Regions from separate parts of the Homo sapiens genome. Here region 2 is linked to region 1. A link is a loop called in an ENCODE intact Hi-C map of the cell type or tissue named here. Cell type or tissue: PC-3. All regions are shown on one strand. Links, peaks and the distances in the headings refer to the core of each region. The heading gives the core; the rest is flanking DNA. Region 1 has its middle 110 kb from the start of RFC3. Region 2 overlaps NBEA (neurobeachin).

The links. Hi-C counts contacts between places; a loop is a spot of excess contacts. Peaks named below come from ENCODE experiments on the same cell type or tissue, not always from the same donor. Only the 100,000 strongest peaks of a DNase experiment are listed, where the experiment ranks them.
Region 2: a loop joins it to region 1, with 13 times the contacts of the local background. A loop is called at or near these places in 79 of 110 quality-filtered maps.

What each region holds. Positions count from the first base shown.
Region 1 is chr13:33,926,430-33,937,681 of GRCh38, reverse strand. It overlaps a transcript of RFC3 not described here. Among named protein-coding and RNA genes, the nearest start is that of RFC3, 110 kb to the right of the region's middle. In PC-3, for the core only: a CTCF peak has its summit at 6,094 (motif pointing left); a DNase peak (open chromatin) is centred at 6,051.
Region 2 is chr13:35,159,332-35,170,583 of GRCh38, reverse strand. NBEA (neurobeachin) reads right to left here. Exons shown (of 59, transcript NM_001385012.1): 22 at 10,552-11,252; 23 at 8,617-8,834; 24 at 6,075-6,228; 25 at 1,589-1,597. Among named protein-coding and RNA genes, the nearest start is that of NBEA, 220 kb to the right of the region's middle. In PC-3, for the core only: CTCF peaks have their summits at 5,875 and 6,074 (motif pointing right); no DNase peak of the experiment used is centred there.

The DNA.
Region 1 (11,252 bases), core at 1,580-9,579:
TTCTAAGTTATGTGATTATCTTCTGTGTATTTCTAATCTGTGTTTCTATGCGCATGCTACATGGTAATTGTGCACAGGAGCAAAAAAGTACAGGAAAAGCACAGACCAAGAGTCAAAAGACAGAGGCTTTAGTCTCAGACTTGCCACATGCTAGCTAGGTGACCTCAAGCAATTAATTCATTTGACCTTTCTAGGCCTCAGTAATTCATTGGTAATATAAGAGGTCTCAACTACACAATTTTTTAAAAAATTGTATATATAAGTCATGCATCTCTTAATGACAGAGATACATTCTGAGAAATGCAATATTAGGCTATTTCATCATTTTACAAACATTGTAGAGTGTACTTACATAAACCTAGATGGTATAGCTTACTACACACCTAACCTTTTGCTCCTAGGCTACAAGCCTGTACAGCATGTCACTGTACTGAATGTTATCGGCAATTGTAACAGAATGGTAAGTATTTGTATATCTAAACATATCTGAACATAGAAAAGGTAAGGTGAACATATGGTATTGTAATCTTATGGGGCGACTCTCACATATCTGATCCCTCGCGTATCTGAAACATTACATGGTACATGACTGTATTTAAGATGTACAACCTGATGATTTAGTATACATATACACCATGAAGTTATCATCACAATCAAGATAATTAACATAGTCATCACATAGTTTTGCTGCTGCTCTTGATTTTTTGTGGTGAGAACATTTAGGATCTATCTCTTAGGAAATTTTAAGTATACAGTACAGTAGTGTTTCCTATGTCAATTATACAATTTCTAGGGTTTCTTCTAGTACTAATATTTTCTGTTAACCAAACCTCCAATCCTCTAGCACCTGTATTCATTCTTTATGGGTGCCATAACTGTACCAGAAATTGAATGGCTCACAATAACTGAAGTTTACTGCCTCACAGTTCTGAAGGAAGTCCGAGATCAAGATGTCGGCAGGATTGCTTCCTTTTAAGGACTTTGAGGGGAAATCTGTTCCAGGGCTCTCTCCTGGCTTCTGGTAATTTGCTAGCAATCTTTTATATTCTTTGGGGCTTGCAGATGCATCACCCCAGTCTCTGCTTTTATCCTCACGTGCTGTTTTCCCTGTGTGTGCTTCCAACTCTATGGACAAATTTTCCCCTTTTTTCAGTCATATTGGATTAGGTCCTATCCTAATAGCCTCACCTTAACTAATTTCATCTTCAAGGACCTTATTTCCAGATAAAGTCACATTCACAGGTACTGGGGTTTGCAACTTTTATGTATTTTGGGGGGTACAAAATTCAACCCATAATAGCATCCATGGTTATAACTAAATAGTAATTTAGTCTAGGAAAATTACTCCATACAAATCCACCCCTAGGATCTCCTCTAAGTCCAATCTAGGGGTTAACGGTCTTGTCTCCCAAAGCCACTGTGCCCACCTGATAGTAACCCTCACCTGCCACCTGGGTTACCTGTTATTATGATCTGCCCAGTGATTACACTTCCCAGATTTCATAATAATGACCACCTGTGGCTTCCACACCTTGGGGGCAGTATGCATAAGACCAAGGCTTTCTGCTTCTTCCTGCCTCCTTCACCTGCAGTCACCCCAACCCGTCATCCCATACAAGTGCACACACTGCACCTGTCATACCATCGCTCTCATAAGGGGAAGATGAGACCAGCTCAGTGGACCCGGAGCCATACATAGCTCCCAGCATGTCATTCAGGGGACCTGCCCATGCTGTTCATGCAGCAGCTTGAGCTGTGAAACAACACTTTAGGCCCAGCACATTTTCCCCTACCAGGTCATTCTAACATAATTATGTAGATTCAGCCATAGATTTAAGTTTTGTCAAGTATTCTTAAGACATTGTTGATTGGTTGGTTTTTTTGTTTGTTCCTAACAGACCAGGTGAAATGCTAATGCTGTGTCCTCTTCCCACAAAGTCAATCAGAACATGCTCATGAGTGACAGGATGAGCAAAGGAACAAAAGTTTCAGAAACAAACCAAACAAGGTTTTATATTACCTCTTTTTTATTTAAAGGTGAATTATGGTGAAAATCTAAGTTCTCTCATCTTACAACCTTCCACAAATTAGGATCAATGGAAAGTGCTGCTACCAGCAATTATGTGAACCACTACAGACAGTAAGTTGATTATGAAAGAAAAAAAGCCTAATTTTTAATTAGAAAGAAAACTTCAATTGTGCCCAACACTTGTACTCACAAGTCAGACATGAAATGACTTCAGATCAGCAGCTATTTAATTTCATCCAATCTCTAGCAAGCAGCTTGGGATATTATTTGCAAGTACAACTTTTTTGCATTATGGAATGAGAGAGCTCTAATTTCTCAAAGAACAAACATGATATATTTTTGGCATCATTTCAATGTCAAAGAGACTTTTGGGAATAACTAGGAAGTTGATGGCATTTTTACATTTTCCAGTTACATTTCTAAAACCTCAGTTGTTTCCTCATAATCATTTCCAGAATCTCAATGGAAAGTTTATTTAAAACATTGTCCCTGCCCCCTTGACATTTGAAAAAAAAAATCTCAAGGCAGAAAATAATATATTATAACATTTCAAAGGAAAAATTGACATATTTTTGGACCTTGACATGATCCAGTTATCTGGTAACCAAATAAGACTTTCCAAACAAGGAAGTCAGCCAAAATATCCATAATGTAGAGTTTCAGGCAGTCTTCATGACAGGTTCAGCAGGGTGCATCACAATGTGAGCAGACCATCAGGAATGGGGGGATTCGGCCATCCAGGCTGATGGTTCCCATCATGAGAGCACTGGATATAGGACATGGGGCTTGGGCTGCAGTCAAAGGTTCCCAGGCTCAGAAGAGACGCTTATAGGAGAAAGGGAATACCTTGCATTTAGAAAGAAAAAAGTAGTAGGGAGATTACCAAAGACAGATGCTTGGCATAGGAAAACAAAACAAAACAAAAACCAGATAGACCCAATGACAGAAAATGAAACACAAAATCAGGGCTAGGCAAGAGGCAAGACTGGTGGCTGCCGAGTCCAGGTGGGGTCAGCATTGACCATAAAGACCAAGGTTATAGTAATAAGCAACTGGGAATCTGGGACACCAGCTATAGAAAGAAGAGACTCCCAGGCTGGGCTGTCAGAGGATCTGGTAGTAACTGATTCGGACATCCAGGGAAACAAGATAGGAACCCAAGCCAAGACACACAGTCATCTCAGAGCTTGGAAAGCCCTCTAAGCATTTCTCTTTTTAGTTCCAGTTGCAGTTGCTTCCTTCTCCCTCTTACTGTCTCATCATGTGCCCTTATCACCTTCCTTCTATCAATTATTGTTTTTTGTTTTTGTTTTCATTTTTGAGACAGGGTCTCACTTTGTCACCCAGGCTGGAGTGCAGTGGCACAATCTCATCTCACTGCAGACTCAACCTCCAAGAATCAAGCCATCCTCCCACCTCAGACTCCCAAGTAGCTGGAACTGTAAGTGCTCACCATTGCACCCAGATTTTTTTTTTTTCTTTTAGTAGAGATGAAGTCTTGCTATGTTGCCCAGGCTGACATACTCCTGAGCTCAAGCTCAAACTCCTGAGCTCACGCCATCCTCCTACATGCTCTTTTCTTTGTCCTTTGGCTCTATTATTAAACATTTAATTTCTCTTTCCTTTCTTTCATTTCCCTTTTTTTCCCCACCACCTTCTCCTCTCTCCTCTAGTTTCCCTGCAGTCTCTGTCTGCCAGTCTCGCCCTCCCCCATACCATTCATCTCCCTCCCCCAATCCTGCAGTCTCCTGTTACTCTCACATTAAATTACATATTTCTCTTAATTTAACGTAGTTAGCCAATGAAACTTTAAAACCCCAAATTTTAACTTTAAAAGAATATCTTTAGTTGTTTATATTTCTCTCTCTTAATAAAAATATAAATGCAAACAAATTATTTTCCTTTTACATGACTTGGGATTTTTTTTTTCCAAGCCGGTCAGTGATCCTTAATAGGAGAGGGGAAAAAAAGTTTCTCCCTTCTTATTTTCAATTTCACAGGTCATCATTTGAAAATGCATCACTAACAATGAAATACTTTGTACATTATTAAATTTTATCATCTCGATTTATTATCTTTGTTACACGGAGACAGAGAAGATGAGAATCTAACCTACTATTATAAATGGTAACAATTATATTCACCTAAGCTAGGGTTTCTTAAAACATCACAGTTAAAGGAAATGAGCATCTAACCCAATCATAGCAGTGGCTATAGAACCCATGATAACAAAAAACAATCACTAAGCCAATAATAAGTTCTTGGGATAAATTGTTTCCACAGCACTGACCAGCAGTTCATTTTAACACAATAGGAGCTCATTCCCAAACAATGTAGGACAGGTAAAATGTGGTTATTGCACATTCTTTGTTCACCCAGATCTCTATGTGTTTTCTGACCTCTAATACTAAAATTGCAACTGAGGTCCATATTCTGCATCATCAGCTCGGCATTAGCAAGCAGGAAAAGAAAAAAGAAAGACGACCACAGATCTGAAGAATGTATTGTTTGCCATAAGCATTTGCATCAATGAGGCTGAGCAGCTGTCTCAAAGCTCTTATGATATCACCATCTGTAACTCAAAGGGAAAAACCAGTATCTCAGATTTTTCAAAGGGTAAAGGGGGTATAATTGTATTTATTAGGTGTTCAAAAGCTTTGACAAGAGTGGCCTGTCAGATGTTATCAGCATGTGCCAGTTGGCATGCAGATTATGGACATATTGTCCATTTAGGCTGTCAGCCTACAAGTCTCAACCAATGTTTGCAAACATGTACAGCAAAAGCCAGTCGTTGTTGTCACAATGTCAGGAATATTGCTCAGAGACTGATGTCCTCACTGTTTAAAACTTATATGGCAATATACTTTGCAAGAGAAACAGACATTTCAAGAAAAAATACATAGACTAGCATTGGATGTGGTTTATGCATGTGGACCATGCATTATTTTACATGACTATCTTGATAACATAAAAATTTTCCTACTGTTTTTGCTTTAGAGTAATTCTTTCTCTGTACTTTCCCTTCTCTGTTTGATAACCTCAAGCCTCATTCCTTCCTTGTGGGCCCAGTTCTACAGTTTCATGGAATTTCTCATATTGCTGATAAAAAGCATTCCAAAAAATTCAGCAGACTAACACATTTTAGTACTTGCATGTTATTTTATAATACAGAGATATGAAAGAAGATCCCAATAAATAAAGGCATACAAAAATGGTTTGGGAGGGAAAACTGTTTTATAAAAGATATCAATTCTTCCCAAAATATACTGCAAGACAATTCCAATGAAAGTCACAAAGAGTTTTCTTCCCCTTTTTGAATTTCTGAAAAAATTATTCCAAGGTATATTAAGAAGAATAAATAGACAAAAATTACTAACTTTTTTAATGGCATTAAGGAATAATTTCTCTACAGCAGATTAAAATGTGTTCTTTAGCTACGACAATTAAAACTAATGTGATGCTTGAGCTAGAATAGACAGATGAACAATGGAACAGACTATTGAGATGGTAAATTTCATGCTGGCAGAGTCCACATGTGTTTTATTCATGACTGTTTCATTCATACTGATATCTCTGCAGTGCTTGGAACATAGTAAGCATTTGTAGAATTAATGAACTAGCACAACAAAGGCAATATAAATAGTCTCAGAATACAAACACACACACACAACATACGAGAAAGATTCCACCATCAGTGAATGAAAAACAAATGTATATTCAAAAAGTATGGAGAAAATTGTCACTTAGGAAAATAATATGCTGTTTTAATCATCACCTCACAGAATACATGAACAGAATTTGACTTTATAATGAAGGTGTTAAAAAGAATTCATTAAAAAAAGCAAACGTAGGTGACTATAAATTTGATCTTTAGATTGCAGGTAGGAGACTCTTAGAGGAAAGGGAGGAGGACTTTCCATGTTTAAAAGTAACATCAGATATCACAAAGGAAAATGTATTTCCACTACCAGACTTCAGGGCCTCTGTATGGTCATGTACCTTATACACAACTTCTAAGGCAGTCATTCACAAGGAAATGGCACCCCCTGGAGGTAACATTATATCTTTGTTGGACCCCCACACTGTGACAGTAATTTTGGTCTCCTGTTCGCAAGATTTTAGAATTTACACATCTCATGATATGAGTCTACACCATGGAAAAAGGTAATATCTTGTCTCACACTCAGCCCCCAGATGGCTTAGATCAGTGGTCTCAAGGTGTTGTCCCCAGACCAAAAGCATCAGCATCACGGTATCCACACCAGACCTATACAGAAACAAAAACTCCAGGGTGGGGACCCGCTCCTGTGTTTAACAGCCCCTCTAGGCAATGCTGTTGTGTGCTAAAGTCTGAGAACCACTGGTTTAGATGAAACGAACTACCATCCACATTACAACTAAATCCATGACTTCTTGGTTCAACTGTACTTTCATTGCCATCGTGAGCAGCATGTAACATCAGCTCTTGAAAATTCTATTTTGATCTGGATATTCTCACTATGTTGCTTTCTGGGAAATTTTCTACAATTCAATATGTCCAAGATCCAGGATCCATAAATCAAAGGTGAGAACATTAATAGCATCTAAGTCCTACATATCATGTAAAGACACATTGAAACACTTCAACTCTAAATTTGCCCCAATCATAAGCTGTCACTAAAAAAAACTCTAAGAAAAAGGGAGAGAATGTAATATATCACCTAGATGCCTTAGAAATATATTAAGAAATGATAGATTATACCAAATGATGGTGACCATTTTCCAAAAGAACTAAAGGAAGAGAGAAAGGCAGGGATCATACTGATTATAACAAGCTTGAGGTTTATCTATCCCTAAATTTTGCCCCAAGCTGTTCATTTTATCACCATTAGTACGTTACATCGATACATATAATTAGTAAGAAAACTTCCAGATCATCAACAGGAAAGTGTTTGAAGGTCAGGAGTTGACAATTCACAGAAGAGGAGATTAAAAGAGCTATGTGATGGTTAATACTGAGTGTCAACTTGATTGGATTGAAGGATGCAAAGTATTATTCCTGGGTGTGTCCGCGAGGGTGTTGCCAAAGGAGATTAACATTTGAGTCAGTGGACTCAGAGAGACAGACCCATCCTCAATCTGGGTGGGCACCATCTAATCAGCTGCCAGCCTGGCTAGTATAAAGCAGGCAGAAGAAGTTGGAGAGAGCAGAATTGCTGAGTCTTCCAGCCTCCATCTTTCTCCTGTGCTAGATGCTCCTTGCCCTCAAATATCAGACTTTAGGTTCTTCAGCATTTGGACTCTTGGAGTCACACCAGTGGTTTCTGAGGGGCTTTCAGGCCTTTGGCCACAGACTGAAGGCTGCACTGTCAGCTTCCCTACTTTTGAGGTTTTGGGACTTCAACTGGCTTCCTTGCTCCTCAACTTGCAGACGGCCTATTGCGGGACTTCACCTTGTGATCATGTGAGTCAATACTCCTTAATAAGCTCCCCTTCATATATACATCTATCTTATTAGTTCTGTTCCTCTAGAGAACCCTAATACAAGCTGATAGATGAATTAGCTAATAGATGAAAGAATTAAGTCTCTTTAGTAATAAAAGAAAAATAAAGCTATACAATTCAGTATTTATTAAATAGTCAGAGATTAGGAAAAACAGTAACACTCAATGCTAAAAATATAAGTATCAAATTATCACAAATATTCAAAAGGAAAGTTGGCAAGCTACATTAAGAACTTTAAAATGCTTAATCTTTCTGACTCGAGAATTTATTCCGGGTCTCTGTTCTAAAGAGATGAACAGAAATACACACAAAGATTCATAAAAATGTTTACCTTAACTTTATTTCTAATAGCATAAATTGGAAATAATCCAATTGTCAAATTATAATAATATAGGGGAAAGTTCAGAAAATTACTTATGAAAATGCAGAATATTGAATTGAAAATATATTATGAGTTCAACTGTATAAAATATAATAAACATGCATCTACCAAAATGTTAGCACTGTTCATTTATAGAGAAAATTATAGGTAAGTTTAAAATTTTTCCATATTTCAAAATATTTTGTAATGAATTAAAATGACATGACATTTACCAGAAAAAGAAATTCCTAAGGACATTACATGAATATCACATTTGAAATATTTGGGAGCTATATGAAGTTGTATGATCTTTCTTAATATCTATAAATCTCAATAACCTTTAGTAAGCTTTATCAACACAATTATTCCATTAAATTTAGTGTTAATTAAATCTCTATAAAGAAAGTATAGTTTTTCCATTGACTTGCAATATGAAGTCAGCGATGTATTTAGATGGCAAAACTCTTCTATTACCTACAATTAAATTTTTTTAAAGCCCACAAGTGTACTGGCTGTGGTTGGAAAAGAAGATACATCAACTACTCTGGCAATATTCTGTGAGCCATGATAGCAATGTCTTCTTCTCTTGCCACCTCATCAACTCTCTAGGATAATTTCCTCATGACTGGGAATGTCTGTCAGACTTCCTTTACCTTTCGTGGTAAATTTACAGTATCAAAAAGGTAAAAGGTAGTAACATATTTTACGAACAACTAGGTAGCCCTCCTTTAAATCCTTTTAATCTATGGTTTCAAATAAAATCTGGAAAAAAAAGAAAAAAATTATTTGTCCATTTTAGAATGGGCAAAGGCCAAATAGATTTTGAAACTTTTTGGCATAATACTGTAGAAAAAAATTGTTTTAAATGGAATCCCAGATCAGGGCCAAAGGTGGGCATATTCTTCTACAAAGAATCCCAATTCTATTTTCTAGGGCAACTAACCCATTTCAGATAGTTTTCACTTCCCCCCCCAGACATTGGTTCTCTTCATTCAAACGCAGTATTTGCTGTAACAGACATATACCTGCCTAGTTCACTGAATGGCGTGCAACTGATCAACACTGTACAGGTTTAAACACAGGCAAGCTGCTATTGGACTTGTATTAAGTATGTGGATAAGATGTAAAGCAAACACCAGAGAAAGTATATTCAGTAATCTAGCACACATCCACCTATGCAGCCTCTTCTAAAGTTAGAGTTGGGAAGAGGCAAGGTGAGCTGATCAATGTAATAAGGCACGGTGAACACCTTTAATTTAACAAGCAGCATATTTAACTCACCTCAACATGCCCAATTTGTGTATACCCGTGAATATCAAGCTCAGAGCATGGTATTTCCTCCGAGTGAACTCTCTCTAAGCCTCTGACTTCTGGTTTATGAGAGGTGAGCAATCCTGCCATCACTATACAACTTGATTGGAAAATTTAGGACTCACATTTGTAGCAGGTATCAACCTTTACAACCATGGATATAACTGCGTAAATACATAAGTGTATGTCCCTATTTTTGCGTAGTACTTGCATCTCAAGTTGTCATTTCTGCTACTGAGTCACTTTCATGATTGACTCAGTCTTTCTTGGATACCTACTCAATCTTGTCTCCTCACCCCTTTCCTGAGAGAAGTGGTTGGGAATACTAGGTAAGCCCACGATCCTGACACTGCCTGCATTCAAATACCAGCAGTCACTTCACTGCGGTGGAAATTTGAACAAATTATTTTACTTCTCTTTCTTCAGATTCACCCTCTGTCAAATGGAGATGATAATAATTGTCACCCACCTTACAGGGCTGTTTGGAAGACTAAATGAGTTATTAGATGTTAACAGTGCCTTGCCCATGGTAGATGTTATGAGAATGTTAGCTGCTATTCTTACTGCTGAATTAAGTCCCTAGAGCTTCTATTCTACTGTCATATTGGTCTTTCTCATCTGAAACTCCTCCTTGGTATTATAGGGCCACCCACTGCTGATGTAAATCAACCTATTTCTCACTCAGTGGCCTTTGTTCCAGGCAGGACCACAGAAGTCACCCACACACCAGGCCTCTCCAGTTCCATAGCTCACCCTCAGCCCCTTCTGAATTTACAAGAGTTGCAGCTGTGAAAGTTGTCAGAATCAAAATAGAGTCACTCGTGTCAAACTCTGGCAAAATGGAGCCAGGGCCATGATGGGAGGGCTCTCACACAGGGCTGGCCCAATAACAAAAACTGCTACAAGAAACTTTTCCAAGCCTTAATTGCTACATGAGTCACACATGGACAACAGCACAAGGAGAGTTGGCCTCTTAAACAAAAACACTCACCAGATCCACTGTTGTGCAAGCCCCTTCCAAGAAAACAGCCTGCTGTGACTTTAAGATGACAAGTTTTACCTAGCAATGCCACCACTCACCAATCAGAGCTCACCAGCTCCTGGAAGACATCACCAGAACCAATGAATTTTCTTTCAAAACAACTTGCATAACCCCCTCTTTCCCCCAATAAAACCCTAACTTTCCCTTTGGTCTTAGGACTTATGAGAGGCCATCCAGGTCTGGGCATGTGCCCCAAATTGCAAATCTTTTTTTTTTTTTTAACTGCTTTAAAAAGCCTTTATTATTTTTCATTACCAAGCAATGTGAACATCAGGTGCCCTCTTATTTTATTCCTGAGACTTACGCCACTCCCGATCTTTTTCTCAATTTTGATCTTTGCCAGGGAAGGTCAAGGATTGGGTGAGATTTCAAGAATGAGGTCAGGGAGGAATATATAATATATTGATATGATATATAATCTATTATCAAAATATTTAAAACTTTCCTATACTTCACTTTCACTGAAGCTTAATTTTCATGTTTTCACTTTTTTCTGGTGTATCTCATTTTATCAGCTCAAATGCAAAATTCTCAAAATCAAATATAATCATTTCCTCTCAGAATGAGCCATTATTTCCTAATTAATACAGAGCTTTGAAATGAATATAATCAAAGCATAGGCCTATACCATATCAATGTACAATGACCAAAGCCTGGTTGGCCTTTTAAAATGTTGACAAAAGTGTATCCCACAGTTGCAGATCTCATTTGACCTTATTCAAGTAATTTCCCCAAAAGTAACTTTATTTCTTTCATATGGTGACTATAGAGTACCACAAAATTAAGAATGAGGGTACAAGTTTTAACCCATATAAACCATTAACATGAAAACTACAGTAAAACTTACTGAATTTGAACTAAAGTAAAACTTACAGTAAAAATTCCCTGAATTTGTTTACTGTGAAAGAATGAAATAAAATCTGCTGGGAATGGGCTAATACATAAACAAATACATGTAGCTAGATAAGAATATTTATAATTACTTTTTAAACTATTGGGGAATATTCAAATTTAATGTGGATTTC
Region 2 (11,252 bases), core at 1,983-9,982, 1.2 Mb before region 1:
CATTTCTGATTTCAGAGGGAATATTACAAAGCATTGTGTTTCTTAAAATGCACAACTTTATGGTTTTTTAAACAATGTCAACATTTCTTATTTTGTTTTGCACCATGGACTATACAGCATTTTAATTATTTTTGTTCCTTAGGACTAGGCCTCATTTTATCAGTGCCTCAAGGAACCAAGGAAGGGAATACTTCATAAGTAAAAAAAAATTATTTAAATTTTCTGAAAATGGACACACTAGCCATTCCAATCAATATTAACTCTTAACCAAATGATAAATTCAACTACAAGGTTAGCATATGTAATAGGTATCTATTCCTATTTAATGTTCCATTTTGACACTGTTTATAGCCATCATTATACCTAAACTTCTTCCTGCTTGGAAGAAGCAGGAGCATTAACATGGAAACGTGAGCAGAAAACACTGAAAAAAGAACTCAAAATACTCAAAACATTTCTTGTGCACAAAGTGGGTAATAAAAAGGATAGGTGGCTACTACAAGCATTATATAACTAAGCTCAGTTTTAAATGATGTATAAAATGTAACAACCATTCCTCCTTCCATTTAACAGCAAAATAGGGTTAAAACCATTCTCTCTAAAATGAGCCTGGAAAGAGACAGAAATGTGTTTTCAGTTGTTACAACATTATGCCAATTCAGTACACATGGCATAAAGAAATGATTAATTCATTACTTGGATTTTAAAATGCAGATTCTTTACTTCTTAGCACTTCATGAATATACAGCATCACTTCATAATATCAATTAAAAATCTATGACCATGACATCATAGCTCATAAGAAAGAGCAAAAAATTCATTTTAAATCTGTTTTCAATTTAAAATGTTCTATAAAGGAATGAAGAACTTGGCCATTTCTTAGGTCTATCAAATACTATAAATAATTTTTCAAATGTTAGAATTTAGAATATCTAGATCTGTGTTCACAAATTCTTCATCATTTTGAATCACTGAAATTGCAGATAGCTATCTCTCTATATTCATTATTTAATGGTTTTGAGTGTTTTGACCTGTCAAACTATGCTTTCATTTTAAAATGAGTGAATTATAAATAGAATTATTAAGGTGTCCATATAATCCATCAAAGTGTTTTTTTGACTGAAAAAATTAAATTTTAGAGTAGAAGGCACTTTCAACACAACAGTCTAAAAGAGAATTTGTATTCCATTTTATATAAAAGTAATTTAAAAAATGAAGTATGTAAGCATCAAAAGATAGGGCTAAAAAATAAAGATCACTCTCATACAATTATTAAATCTTAAAATAATATATTTCATCCAATTTACTTTCCTTAGAACCAATTAAAATCTGATTGTACATATGACTGTAACACCATTGTGTTCAATATGATAGTTTAATCTAGGGATTATTGTGCATAATAAAATAGTAATACATCAATGCATTGGGAAAATAATCCTTTCAATGACTCTTTTAAATATACAAAAGATATGTCTCATGTTAAAGATGATATGAAAACTCAAAATATAACCAAGTCAAAAATTTCATAAATAAGTAAAAATAAAACTTGAAACTGAAAGCTGAAAATTACTACAAAAGTAATACTAACCTTAGAACCCTGGACATGCATTAGACAAAACAGACAACAGACCAAAAAGTACAAGAAAAGGAAATTATTAAATTAAATGAAAATACAATGTAAAATTGAAACACAAAATAATATATTTAAAAATTATATTTGATTATTTTATTAAAAGCAAAATTCTCAGAAGAGATTTTCATTTTATAAATTATACATGATCAAGGTTAAATATCAAATATTTAGACTTCAACTTATTTTTATTGTAGTAACTCTGCCCAAATAATATATATAAGTATAGTTCATATATTAGAAATAATGCATACTCTATTTTACAAAACAAGTATCTTTTCCTATAATTAATGGAACATTTTAATAAATAAGCTAACATAATGCCTCTGCAAAATCCCTACCTCAATTCTGGTTTAGGCAGAAATGACTCAGGGAAATGAACTATTTATACCAACCTCTAGAATTTTCTATAAGGAAATAATGTAATTTGTATTCTCAAATATACAGAAAGCTTCCTATAGTTGAAAATTCTGAGAAGTTAATAAAATAACAAAATATTTGAGAGATTATAACTTATAAACCACTTTTCCATGCTAGAAAATAACTTGATATACTAAATGAGGCCTGAATATGAATAAAGGTAATTAAATAGGTATTATACTAAGTTTAAGATTCTTATTACATTAATAATTATATTCATTATATTCAAATATCAGATAGAATTAGTTTTCACAATAAAAATCATCAACTATTCTTTCTAATTTTTGACAAGTACATGTGAGTATAAATCTTAAAATATGCTATTTTCATGGTACATTGTATAGGAAAACATATAAAAGCATCCTGAGAATAGTAAAGTATGATCAGTCCTATGACATAAACAAAAGAACAGCAAAACCAACAACATTATTCATAATTTTTCCAAATCTATTTATGATACATTCTGATAATAAAAATAAACTAAAATTAAGACTTTGTTATTTTTGGACAGAATAGAAAAAGCAGCTCTTCTTTCTTATAATTATGAAACTATTAGGAGAGCTAGAAATGTCAGTCTCTACTATTTTTCTGGGACAGAGAAAATTAAGCCCTGAATTAAGCTCCATAATATTCAGTGTTCTGGATGGCTGACTAAAGTGGTCAACTTAAAATCACAAAGTGTGCAATTTGTGGTTGATCCATGTTCTTTGCTTTTCTTTTTCTTCTCCAATTTTTCACTTTCATTTATGACCAAGTTAAACAATATATTAGAGAATAAATGAGAGGATTCAATTAACTAGTCACAGAAACATCAACTAAAAAAATCAACAACAACAAAAATAATGCTGCTTTCCCAAAGCAAAGATTGGCCAAACTACATACTAAGAGGTCTATTTTTTTTCCCTGAGTACAGTTAAAACTATTGGTCTAACTCGGAGATCTGAAACTATTTTTGTAATTTATTTTCTATGCTACATATGAATTTAAGTAATCTGGGCAAAACTGAAACTCCCATAAAGTGCTGCTTCTTCAAGAGTACTAAGTTCAAGGTGCTCAAACTATCATTATAAACAATATATATATGTTCTTTTTTTCTTAAGTTTCCATTAAGATATGTACCTTCCAACTAAGATTAAACAGTTCAAAAATTTTCTTCCATGATGATGATACTATAACAGCAATACAAAAATGTTATCTCTAGTATAAATTACTGTACTCATCTAAATTTCCAGGGCAGAAAAGAGACCACTTCTATGTCAATCTCACAGAAACAGCAGACAAAAAATATTTGTTTATGTATTGTCTATTGCTGCTTTTGTACTATCACAGCAGAGTTGACTAGCTGTGACAGATAACAATACTGCCAATGAAACCTAAACTATTTCCCATCTGGCCCCATACACAAAAGTTTGTGAACTACTGCCATAAACCATTATTATTCCTATTTCTTCATAAAATGCACACAAGAATATTCTGAAAAACTATATATATATAAACAAAATTACCAGCTCACTCAAACCTTAGTTTCAAATGTTTCCATCTCTCTTCATATATCTAGGATTAAAATTCTAAAAGCACCTACAAGACAATGTTTCCTTTCAGTAATCTTCACGTTGCCAATGTTTCCTTTTTTCACTTATCCCTTCCAAAATTCTCTTTTGGCTTTTTACACTTTAAATTTAAATATAAAAAGCCCAAATATTCGGTTTAATTTCCCTCATTATTCAACCTCCTCTTTCCCAACTTTTTCCCTCTGCTATGTTACAACTTCTAGCAAGAATATTATACAACCCAGTAATACAAAAACAACATTCATAATAGAAAAACAACATTCAGCAGTCAGCACCAATCATAGTTCTACCAGATACAAAATGGGAGAAAGGTTCGGCTATTTCTCTTAAGGAAGCAATTCATTCTAAAAACATAAAATCAGCTATGTTGTACAACCAGGCATAGGTCCAAACAGTTAATGGGCCAAAATAACAGAAATATAGAAATTGAGAAAATAAACAAAGGTTTCTATAATTGAATGAATTCCCAAGTCTGTTGAGATAGTCTAGGTAATAAATAATTTTAAATTCCAAACTACAGTGGTCAAAATTGAATCGTAATAATTTTGGAAGCCAACCTCAAAGCGTCAGTATCTTTACTGTACAATCATCATAAAACAAATAAGCAAATTTGACTGGTGCAATAGTATGTATGTTATAGTTTACTTCATTACTTTAATATTCTATCTTAATAGTTAAAGATCTTTTGCCTTTAAAATTTGGAAAACTATTTAGTAATGTGAATATTTTAAACCTATACAAATTGAAATAACTTATTGCTAAACTGTTTTTTTTACATAAGAAGCATTTTATGTTCCATGCAAAATTTAAAAACATTCAATATTACATTTCAAAGTGAATTTCAATACAACCTTTTAAAAATTTCTTCATAACAAATGATAATTTATAAAACAAAATGCAATTTATATGATCAAGAAAAATGTCACAAAGAAAATATTGATTTATTCAGTCTTCAATATATAAAACAAAAAACACGTTGGCCGGGAGCAGTGGCTCATGCCTGTAATCCCTGCACTTTGGGAGGTTGAGACAGGCAGATCATTTGAGGTCAGGAGTTTGAAACCAGCCTGGCCAACATAGTGAAACCCCATAACTACTAAAAATACAAAAATTAGCTGGGTGTGGTGGTGCACACCTATAATCCCAGCTACTTGGGAGGCTGAGGCAGAGGAATTGCTTGAACCCAGGAGGCGGAGGTTGCAGTGAGCTGAGATCGCCCTACTCTGCTCCAGCCTGGGTCACAGAATGATACTCTGTCAAAAAAAAAAAAAAAGAAAAGAAAAGAGAAGAAAAAAATGCCCTCTATGTCTCACTATTAGAAAGCATTTTAAAAATCATACACAACTCTCAATTTACCAGAATTTGGTATAAATCACCAGAGGAAAAGAGAGATTAAAGAAAAGGAGTGGTGTATGTATACTTGCACTCTTCACACACCATCAACAATTTATACTGTTCTTCTTAGCTCCATTTCCTTGGTTCAGCTGCTAATTTGATTAAGGCCCTACTGGTGACTTGCTCTGTTGCATTCCTCCTTCTGAACTGGAATGCTTCCCTTTGTGGACTTCTTGAGCAAATTCATGAATAAAACAGAAGAGTAAGGCCTGGGGAAAGTGTGTGAGGATATAGCCTATGGCTGCTAATGTTGAAGTTTCAAGGCTGCTCTGGTGATGGTGGTGGCATTAACAAAAGAACAGTAAGAAAAAGAGTCATGTAGAAAAAGCTTGTTAATGATGAAATACACTTAGAGATCAACTTGGAAACAGTGTCTCACCAACTAAAGCACATCTTAGTAAAATGAAATATTTCCCTCTGGCAAAGGTATGCTTTCTGAGCTTAAGGATGAGTTTCTAATACGGCAACAAGAACGTGGGTAATATGGGAAGCAAAATTCTATATTCTTTCCCATCTGAGCAAGTAGCTATGGAGTCTGCCTTGGTCTGAATCAAAGAATTTGTTTTTAATGACAACTAAAATACAAAGTTAACATTGACCTATTTTATTTTAAATGACATACACAATTAACATTAAATGCCTTTAAAATGTATTATATTAACACATTTCAATGTTTTATATAGAAACAAATCAAGACAAGGCTAGATTTTGTAAAATAAATGTTGAATCAGTAAATAAATGAAAATGTTAAATAACAAGGATTTTAAGAGTTTATTTATACTACAGATTTGAAGAGATATACAATATCTTTGATGAAGAATGCAATACTCTTCTGATGAAGTATTCATCAGAATTACCAGAGAAACATTTTCATAAGCACACACAGCTGGAACCCAACACTGATAAACAAAAGTGGTGGAAATAGAAATTTAAATGGTTAAAAATTTGCCTAAAAAGTACAGGTCTGGTTAAAATGTGTTTATAGCCTAGACCACCACTGAAATGCTAAAGTCATGTATTTATAAAATATAACCACTAGATGGAGGCAAAGTACTTACAGTTGGTGATGTAGCAGCAGAGAGCAAAGGTAAAATTCCTCCACAAGCAATGATGATGTTGTCTACCATTTGGGAAATGAGGTGAATTGTGTTATGTACAAAAATAATATTTTCATTGCTATTGACAAAATCCATTACAGACTTTGTAGAATGGCTAAAATACAGAAAACAGAAATGAGTATGTTTTGGCTTACTTAAATGAAAAGCTTAGACAATTAGAATAACAAGTGAAAAATTATAGAACTGTAGGAGCTAGCTATATTTAAAATTAAATTATAAAATAAAGCAATTTATAATTGAGATATCATATTACCAAAAACTAAGCATTCATCTCCACAGGATTTTGTTGTATCCAAGTATATTAACTCATTATATTATTACTTTGCTTGAAAAATACAGTACTAGATTCTAAGACATATGACTGACTCAACAAATTTGGCTAAAAATATTTATTTTGCCAAATCTGATTGTTTTTTGTTGAAAGGCAAAACCTTTTAAATATAAAAAGTATGTCTAATGTTAAAAATAATATGGAAACTCAAAATATAACCAATTCAAAATTTTCATAACCATAAATAAAATTTGAAACCGAAAACCTAAAAATTTAACTGAAAGTTCTATTTTGTAGGCAGTTTCAATTTGTCACATCCCCAATGACTTCAGCCCCACCTTTGACTAGTCACATTGAAATGTATACTGCTAAAGAAGTGACATGATAGGGGAGTATAAATAAATCAGTACAAATTCAAGAACTTATTTAATAAGAAAAGGAAAAAATCTCAAAGTAAGTTGGTAGTACAGTGTTCTCATACAAAACATACAATGTAGATGTCAAAAAAATACCCTGCTTTCGTTTGGTGTCAGTCAAGAATATAATTTTTTTTTTTTTTTTGAGAAAGGATCTCTGCTGTCACCCAGGCTAGAGTGTAGTGGTGGGATCATGGCTTAGTGCATCCTCAACCTCCCTGGGCCCAGGAGATTCCCGAGTAGCTGGGACTACAGGTGGACACCACCACGCCTAGTTAATGTTTGTAAAAACAGGGTCTTGCCCTGGTCTCGAACTCCTGAGCTCCAGCTATCCTCCCGCCTTGGCCTCCCAAAGTGCTGGGATTATAGGTGTGAGCCACCACACCTAGCCTGAACTGTTTTTTAATGGGAAAAAAATAAGATTAAAAAAAAGAAATTACTTCATGGTCAAAATTGAGTCAATAATTCTCACCCTTTTAGAGTTGTGAATTATTATCTATCACTGTGTATCTTAAATTTCAAGATGTTTCTCTCTGTCCTAAAAATAAAGTGTTACCTTTAAAAAATTTAAATTACATTAAATTCTACCTGGGTAATTTCATGAGAGCCCATTAAAGAAAACAAAAACACAGAGTAGGTGGTTGGAAAAAAAGCTGAGTATCACTCACTTGGAGGCTACTGATATTATAATTATCAAATTACATAATTTATCTCCATACATTGGTCTTCATGTTAATAGCAATGTATTTCATGGTATTTAGGTTTCCTCAGTTACCATCTCTAGGTAATTTATCATATAACAATTAGCAATGAAAGTATATGAGTAGTCTAAGAACAAATTGATCAAATAAAATCAAAAGTAAAATCTTTCTATGGCAGACTTTATTGACTTCTTCCACAACAGTCATAACTTTTTCCCTGCTAACACACATTTTATATTTTGTTTTATTATTGAGCTTGACTGGGTATAGGAAAGACTAGCCTAACCCTAGTTACTAGTTAATTAACCAGTATTAGTCTCTAAAAGCCAGTCATTATAATCCCATTTTCTTTTTCTGATGATTGATTTTGAAAGAGGATGTGATCCTGCTGGCTCACGAGATATAAGGGGGAAATTTCTTGACGGGCTTCCTTTAAAAAAAAGAAGAAAAGAGGAGAAGAAAAAGAGAAAGTGAAAGAGGAGAGAGAAGAAGAGGAGGCAGAGGAAAAACAGGAAGAAGAGGAAGGAAGAAGAGTCATCTCTGCCTTTTAATTTGGGCAGGTTTCTTATGAATTGAGGTTGGGAGCTGAAGCAGCCACCTTGAATCCTAAAAGGAAAATGAGGAGAAGCATGGAAGCCAACATTTCTAAGAATGTTGTGCTAGATCATTTAAGTTGCCCTTGCTACTTATATCCATCGACTTCCTAATTGTATTCATGCCTATGTAAATGATGTGCTCTCTTAATTAATTTGTTTCACATTTACTATTAAAAAATTAAATTGAAAATTTAGAAAGGCCATGGTTTACTTTATGTAGATTTGTTGTCTAAGTTATCATCTTTGAACTGATATCCACTAACTGCTTAAATACTACAGGCTCTGAATACACATGTCACAGGGTGATTTTAAACTTAAACAGTATATATTATTATCACTAATAAATTTAGTACATGGTATTAATTTAAACAAGATACAAGAAAAATGTGGAAATTCCTTTAATCAAGGCAGATTTTTGGTTTTGTCAAAACCAAATAGAATAGGCAATGGCATATTTTAAATATTTGCTTTTAATTTATAAAAAAGAAATATTTCTACCTCCTCCAAACATGTACATCAGTTTCTAATGCAAATAGTAAATCAGTGAGAAGCCGCTGGTGCATTGGAGACCATTTAAACTCAGGAATACGAAACATTGTAGTCCGTGGACCTGGGCTAAACTGGCGTCGCTGTTCCTCAGTCATTGGCATTCCTCGAAATCCTAAATCAACTCGGAGATCTCGGTCTTGTTGGGTGATAGACCGACCCTGCACAGCCTAAAGAAGGAAAAGATGAACTTTTGTGGAATACAAAAGAAATGCCTCATTTTAAAATGAAACTGTGAGTATAGTAAAGTGAATAATGCTTTAATGCTTTAGCATATGACTTTAGCAGTTTAATATATTTCACATATATTATTCACCTGGTAATTCCTTGCACAGGAAACTTTTTGGGCTGAAGTCTCCATTATTGCTTTTATTTTACTATTGCAGAAACTAGGCAAGATAATCAAATACCTAAAGTTAACACCAAAGTTCACACTGAAAACCAGACCCCTTTACCCCATTAAGAGTCTTTAAATTAGACCACATTACTTCCTTAATGAAGTGAGCATATACACAGTGAAGTATACTGGATATATGTCATCAACTAATTGTAACTAAAGCACAAGATTAGAAAAAATATTACTTGACAGTTTCAAGTTAACTTTGAAGTCTGTTTCACTTACAGTACTTCAATTCAAAAACACAAATGCATTTGATAAGTTAGAAAACAAACCAGAAAAATGTCTATAAACTCCAAATGAAAAACAGGCAAGCCTAGTGTTCAACAGGCAAGCCTATTGTTCAATAAACAACGCACGATGTTTTCCTTTATTTTACATCTGTATCTAATTCAATATGCTCATCTCCTGCCAATTATCACTACAATGCAACTGCCACAAAAATGGAAATTGGCAGTTAGAGAAAAAATAAAAATACTTTCCCCACACACGATATATTATGAAGGATTCTTACTGGAGTACAAAGACACAAGACAGGCATGGTTTACTCTTCATAGTATAAACCTAATGGAAACACATTCAATGTATTTTCAATGACATTAAAAGGCAAGTGGGGCACCCAGAGGATAACAAAACCCAAGTCATTAACGGTAAATGTATTCTTATTTCTTCAACTCTTAACCATAAGGTATTATTTATCCTAGAAAATAAAGAAACAGTCATAACTCAGAGCTCAACAATTAAAATCCATATCAGAAAACATCATCTGTTTTTAGCTTTATTCCAGTGAGGTCAAAACTGAAGCACTAACATTTCCTAACAACCAGACCTAAGAGTCTTTAATTGTCTTATAACAAATTTCTATTCATGTGGTTGAACAGAAAATTCTCACTGCTAACAATTCTAATTTTTCTCAGCCATATTACCTACCTCACAGGGTTGTTGTGAGGATTAAATCTGAAAACATATAGCACAGTGCCCGGAACATAGTAGGCACTGGATAAATAACAGTTCCCTTTTCCCTTCCCCTTCATTTATCAGTTCAATCTGGGCTCCAAGTCCTCTTTTCTATAATCCACAGAACAGGGTTGGGCCTGAAGCTTAAAAGGTTAAAATTAATCAAGTATTCAGAATGAAGATCTTGAGTACAAAATGTGTAAATGTAGTCACAGAGTTATAAAATGTTAGAACTGGCAGAGACCTTAAAGGTCATCCTTTAGTACAACCTCTTGTACTAGATAAGGAAACTTAGGCCCAGAGAGGTTGAGCAAAGTTACACAGAAGAATGTGGCAGAGTTGGAAATATAATTGAGATATTTTTAGTTTCTTACATACATGAAATTATACCGCACTATTTAGTTCCATAAATTACTATTATACTATAATTCAATATAAACATGAAGTAACTGATAAGAAATTACTCTGTTTTGGTGCTAACAACTCTTCAATGCATTTTTATTTATTTCTAGAACTCATATAAGGTAGCTTACTTGTGTCGTAGTAGTTGTTTGGATTTTTCGGATTTCTTTTCCTGATTCTTTGCCATCGTCAGACCTTTCAGTATCTGAAATTATACTTCCTGCATCAATATTTGGTACAATTTTGCTACTAGAAGACTCAGTTTCCAGAGTTGTAGCAGTCATTTCAGCATACTCCAGCCCCTTAGTTGATGACGCTAAGTCTCTTTCAGAAATACTGCTCATTCCATCTGAAGTTGTATGGATTTTGAATTCTTTTTCTTCTATTATACTGGATGTACAAGTTAAGTCTACGCTACCGGTCATGTGAGCAAGCAATCCAAGATCATCACTAACACCAAGATGTACTTGTGTGTCCTGAATATTTGGAATAATGTGATTGCTAGAAAGTTCAGGAAGTAGTTTTTCCTCCTGTTTGGGTATTTTATCAAAGAGAAATGATGTACTACTATTGGGAAGGTCTTCTTTCTCATCTGCTAATGTTATCAATGGACCATTATCCTTTTCTTCATTTTTTTTAATGATACCAACACTTCCATGTACATTGTTCTGGAGTTTCTCAACAGCAGCACTATATACATTATCCAACAGAGATTCAACCTCCACAAGGGCACCATTCTCTCCACCTACTAAAGTCTCCGGTGATAAATCCATATCATCGAGCTTTACTTCTGTTGCTTCCACTTTCTCTGCTTTTATATCTACTAAAAGAT